2 separate regions of the Homo sapiens genome follow, and region 1 is linked to region 2. Evidence: read pairs that join two places in POLR2A ChIA-PET (ENCODE). Cell type or tissue: PC-9. All regions are shown on one strand. Each heading gives the region's core, and the rest is flanking DNA. Links, peaks and the distances in the headings are about the cores only. Region 1 overlaps SYN3 (synapsin III). Region 2 overlaps SYN3 (synapsin III).

What was found. Peaks named below come from ENCODE experiments on the same cell type or tissue, not always from the same donor. Only the 100,000 strongest peaks of a DNase experiment are listed, where the experiment ranks them.
Region 1: POLR2A ChIA-PET joins it to region 2 with 8 read pairs; 1 of 35 experiments calls an interaction of 5 or more read pairs at or near these places.

What each region holds. Positions count from the first base shown.
Region 1 is chr22:32,599,382-32,602,298 of GRCh38, forward strand. The region is part of intron 6 of SYN3 (synapsin III); the gene reads right to left. Among named protein-coding and RNA genes, the nearest start is that of SYN3-AS1, 26 kb to the left of the region's middle. In PC-9, for the core only: no CTCF peak of the experiment used is centred there; no DNase peak of the experiment used is centred there.
Region 2 is chr22:32,855,358-32,858,215 of GRCh38, forward strand. The region is part of intron 6 of SYN3 (synapsin III); the gene reads right to left. It overlaps TIMP3 (TIMP metallopeptidase inhibitor 3), which reads left to right. Exons shown (of 5, transcript NM_000362.5): 3 at 1,892-2,003; 4 at 2,660-2,781. Among named protein-coding and RNA genes, the nearest start is that of TIMP3, 55 kb to the left of the region's middle. In PC-9, for the core only: no CTCF peak of the experiment used is centred there; no DNase peak of the experiment used is centred there; H3K27ac peaks cover 714 bases.

The sequences.
Region 1 (2,917 bases), core at 193-2,692, 260 kb before region 2:
TGCGATCTCGGCTCAGTGCAAGCTCCGCCTCCCGGGTTCACACCATTCTCCTGCCTCAGCCTCCCGAGTAGCTGGGACTACAGGTGCCCGCCACCATGCCCGGCTAATTTTTTGTATTTTTAGTACAGATGGGGTTTCACTGTGTTAGCCAGGATGGTCTCGATCTCCTGACCTCGTGATCCGCCCGCCTCAGCCTCCCAAAGTGCTGGGATTACAGGTGTGAGCCACTGCGCCGGAAGTCAAGTTTATGTGTCTTGACTCTCCATCAAGCACTCTCTCCATCAAGGCACACTTTTCTGGGAATCATATGCATATCTGGGGTGTAATAAATGCTCCCCACCCCCCATGATAGTGATCAATAAAATAATATCAAATCAATTGCGTGGGCACGACTGAATGAGAACTATGTGGCTAGTTATGTGTCTTGTGCTGGTTGGGGCACACCAAAGGTTGAGACAAGATTTCTGCCCTCAGAGGATTTATTATCTGCTTGGACCCATGGGCTGTACAATGAAAGAGCAGAGTGAGGCAGCATGGCAGGAAGCTGTGGGGTACGTCGCGGTCATGTGCAAGTCTCCAGAGCAGAGCCCAACATTTTTGGCACCAGGGACCAGTTTTGTGGAAGAGAATTTTTACACGAACTAGAGGGGGATGAGGGGATGGTTTTAGGATGATTCCAGAGCATTGCATTTATTGTGCATTTTATTTCTATTATTATTACCTTGTAATACATGATGAAATAATTACACAACTCACCATAATGTAGGATTAGTGGGAGCCCTGAGCTTGTTTTCTTGCAACTAGACAGTCCCATCTGGGGGTGATGGGAGACAGTGACAGATCATCAGGCATTAGATTTACATAACGAGAGGGCAACCTACATTCCTCGAATGCGCAATTCACGACAGGGTTAGTACTCCTATGAGAATCTAATGCTGCCTCTGATCTGACAGGAGATGGGGCTCAGGCGGTCGTGCGAGTGATGCAGAGTGGCTGTAAATACAGATGAAGCCTCACTCACTTACCCACGGCTCACCTTCTGCTGTGCAGCTCTGTTTCTAACAGGCCATGGACCTGTACTGGTCTGTGGCCCAGAGGTGGGGGACCCCTGCTCCAGAGGAAATGAGGCTCTGACCAGGGTTCTGAAGGATGAGTAGGTTGTGGGTGGATGGATAGAAGGCACAGAGTTCCCCCAAGGGTGAATGGTGCAGACCACCACGGTCTTCCCGTGGGGCATGTTTAGATTCTTCATGAGCTCTAATAAACAAAGACCCATAGGAAGGAAGGATTTATTTTATGCAACTTAATATGATTTTTTTTTTTTGAGACAGAGTCTTGCTCTGTCTGCCAGGCTGGAGTGCAGTGGCACAATCTCGGCTCACTGCAACCTCTGTCTCCTGGGCTCAAGCAATTCTCCTGCCTCAGACTTCCGAGTAGCTGGTATTACAGGCTGTGCCACCATGCCTGGCTAATTTTTGTATTTTCAGTAGAGACCGGGTTTCACTATGTTGGCCAGGCTGGTCCCGAACTCCTGACCTCAGGTAATCCACCCACCTCGGCCTGCCAAAGTTCTGGGATAACAGGCGTGAGCCACCCCTCCCGGCCACTTAATATGATTTGATCTGCAATAAATCTATTTTGCAGGTGATTGCTGAACAGAATTGTATATTTGAACGGCATGTCCTTCTCCAGGGTTCTTAAATGAAATTGGAGGAATGTGTTCATTGCTAGAAATTGTGGAGTAGGTGCTGTATCTGTATTTAGAGAACACAGAAAGTCAATCTAGCAAAATCTGAGAATGTTTAAGTAAGATATTTCACAGAAAACATTTCAGAATTCATCCAAAGCAATGGATTTTCCTGATACTAGGGGAAATTTTCCTTTGCCTTTTTTTTTCTTTCTTTTTTTTTTTCTGAGATGGAGTCTTGCTCTGTCGCCCAGGCTGGAGTGCAGTGGTGCGATCTCAGCTCACTGCAAGCTCTGCCTCCTGGGTTCACGCCATTCTCCTGCCTCAGCCTCCGGAGTAGCTGGGACTACAGGCGCCCGCCACCACGCCCGGCTAATATTTTGTATTTTTAGTAGAGACGGGGTTTCACCGTGTTAGCCAGAATGGTCTGGATCTCCTGACCTCGTGATCCACCCGCCTTGGCCTCCCAAAGTGCTGGGATTACAGGCGTGAGCCACTGCGCCCAGCCTCCTTTGCCATTTTTTACTTTGACTTGTGGGAAACAGCAATCTTTTTAGAACCACGTATGGGCTGGCAAGACTCCGGGCTAGTGCTGGGGACACAGAAGAGGTAATTTGGGGCCAGATTATTGGGGGCCTTTGAAACCAAAGAGGGGAGTTCAGGTTGCTTGGATGGACAGTGGGGAAGCAGGATAGTTCTGGAACCGGGGAGCGACCTGCCAGCTGTGGGCAGGATGGATTTGTGCTAGTGGTGACTGAAGGGCCAGGGGCCAGTTTGGAATTCATTCTAAAGACAGTAAATGCCACTGGTTGGGCCTGGACTGGGAAGAAATGGTAGAGGGAGTGGGAGCACTCCCAGAGCTTTTCTTTTCTTTTCTTTTTTTTTTTTTGTGACACTTCTTTATTGAAATAATAGTATTAAAATGACCAGAGAAATTCAAGACAAAAATTGTCTACAATCTCATTGTCTAACCAAATCAGTGTTTGCATTGGTCCACATTACCTTATAATTTTTATATGTCCAATAAAACCCCCAGGATACTTTACAACAATATTAGAGGTAGAATTTTGCATCTATCTTCTCACTTAATATTATACCATAAGTGTTTTCTTATTTTTGCTACAGATGTTTTTATTTTCTTCTATCTTTCCCCACTCCCCTTCTCCAGACCAGGTAACTAATCTCACCTCCCCAGTGTGTCTGGGGTGTATTCCTGCCCATCCCTCACCA
Region 2 (2,858 bases), core at 359-2,858:
AGTGGCCATAAATGGAAATAGCATTTGCCTGCTTCTGGGGACCTTGGTCATAGACTTCTGAGGCTTTCCTGGGAGCCAGTCTAAGATAATGGGTAAGAGTATGGACTCTGAAGGCAGAGTCCTCTGCTTGGAATCCTAGCCCTGCCATTTCCCAACTGTGTGGCCTTAACAAGCTACTTAGCCTGCCTGTGACTCAGGCTCCTCATCTATAAAATGGGCATAATAGTTCCTACCTCATAGGGTTGTCATGGTGATTCGTGGGCTAATATTAAAGGAGATTTCTCAACCTCAGTACCATTGACATTTGGGGCCGGATAATTCTTTGTTCTGGGGGCTGTCCTGAGTATTATGGGATGTTTAGCAACCTCCCTACCCTCTACGAACTGTTGTGACAACCAAAATTGTCTCCAGACATTGCCACATGTCCCAAATATTTCCTAGGGGGGCAAAATTGCCTCCAGTTGAGAACCACTGTATTAGATTATGTCGTAGATACAAATAGCCAAATATCAGCAATTTCACGTGGTTCAATCTAACAATTATAAAGTATTTAACAGTTAAAACTCTTTGAACTTTGTAGATACATTTATGTGCTTCATCTGGGATAAACGAACCCAATGCTTTCACCAGACGCTCAGAAGAATAAAAAACATGGAGAATTTCTAGCTTGAATTCAACGTTCACCAGCCAAATAGAATTTCTATAAAGTGGGGTTTGTAATACATCCCTCCCAGGGCTCTTTTAAGGATACTGCAAGGAGAATGTGAGTGAGAATGTTTTTGTGGGCTGGAAAGTGTCACAGAGATATCATGAGAATGCTGGCTGAGTTCACGGGACTCAGGTCCTAAGGTTGACAAAGAAAAAGGACCTTTGTCACAGCTACTTCTCTGGATTTCTGAAAAGGTGCTGGGATGTCAGACATGTGTAGCCGAAGGAGTGTTGTGGGGCAGTTGGAATGGGGGGTATGGCTGGCTGCACAGGAAGGTTTCTCTGGGAAGGCACCAACCTGGCTAGTCAAGAGGATCGGTGGCTTCATCTGGGGTGAAGGGGGCCCTGGGGTGGGTAGATCAGTGACCGGCCACTGGACAGCTGAATAGGGGAGCGAGATTCCCTCAGATCCAATGTCAGCAAGCCTTCTGGGTACTGAGACTCCTCTCCTGTGTTCCTCTTATTTTATTGATACATAATAAATGGACATATTTTGAGAGTCCATGTGGTATTTTGATATATTCAAAAATGTATAGTAATCAAATCAGGGTAATTGGGATATTCATAACCTTAAACATTTATCGTTTCTTCATGCTGGGAACATCTGAATTATCCTCTACTAGCTACTTTGAGATATACAATAAGTTATTGTTTACTGTAGTCATTCTACTGATTCAATGAACACTGGGTCTTACTTGTTCTGCGTACTCGTATTTTTGTACCCATTAATTATATCTCTTTGCCCCAATCCTTATTACCTTTCTTGCCTCTGGTAACCACCAATCCACTGTCCATCTTTATGAGATTTACTTTCTTAGCTCCCACATGAGTGAGAACATGGTGTATTTGTCTTTCTGTGCCTGGCTTATTCCGCTTAGCAAAACGACCTCCAGTTCCAGCTGCATTGCCACAAATGACAAGATTTCATTCTTTTTTCTGGATGAATCATATTCCATTGGGTATAGATACCAGGTTTTGTCTATCCATTCATCTGTTGATGGGCACTTAGGTTGATTTCATATCTTGGCTATTGTGAATATTGCTGCAGTCAACATGAGAGTGCAGACCCCTCTTCCATATTCCGATTTCCTTTCCTTTGGATACATACCCAGCAGTGGGATTAGGGATCATACGGGTGTCCAAACTGGGAAAGAAGAAGTCATGATGTTCCTTTTGCCCACAGATGTACCGAGGCTTCACCAAGATGCCCCATGTGCAGTACATCCATACGGAAGCTTCCGAGAGTCTCTGTGGCCTTAAGCTGGAGGTCAACAAGTACCAGTACCTGCTGACAGGTAATGGCCAACTCTAGCTTCTAGGCCAGGGTTTGGCCAAGGTCCACTGTTTCTTGACTTCAGAAGAACACATACGGAGTAGTTGACTCACCAAATGTCCAGTAAATTGTAAGGAGTCTCTAATGTTGAATTCATCCCACTTACCCAGTGCTAGGAGCTTGAGGCTCCTACACTTAGGCTGGACTTTGGAATTAGCTCCACCACTCACCTGGGGGAGGAAATCTCCTAATTTGTAGCTTCTCAACTTTACTGTAAATAAAAAGGGAGTATCTGTTCCTCTCCACCTCACACTCGACCTGTTAGGCCCGTCTTTGAAAGTTATTCATCTTTAGGCAGTCAGTGTAGTAAAGGAGAAAACAAAAACAAAAATCATTATAAAGGGAGTGAAGAGTTGGCCTCTAGTCCTAGCTCCAGTATTTAATGGGCTTGGGACCTTTGGCAAATCACTTTACCTCTCCAAGCCTCATTATCCTCATCTGGAAAATGGGGCTACAGTCCATTTTAAAAGGTGTTGGGTAGGGTGAAATAAAATCATGGGTCTGAAAAGTACCCAGCCACAGTGCCTGGGCTAAGTGGGAACATAGTAGGTGTGAATTCTCTCTGGGCTAGGCTCTGGACAAAACAACCTCTCCTTGTTTTCTTCTTTCCTCCTGTAGGTCGCGTCTATGATGGCAAGATGTACACGGGGCTGTGCAACTTCGTGGAGAGGTGGGACCAGCTCACCCTCTCCCAGCGCAAGGGGCTGAACTATCGGTATCACCTGGGTTGTAACTGCAAGGTAAGCTCTGGGGTCACTGGGGGAAGGAGGGGAGGTGCTGACTTGCAGCCCTAGAAACATCAGCTCCCAATGCACTG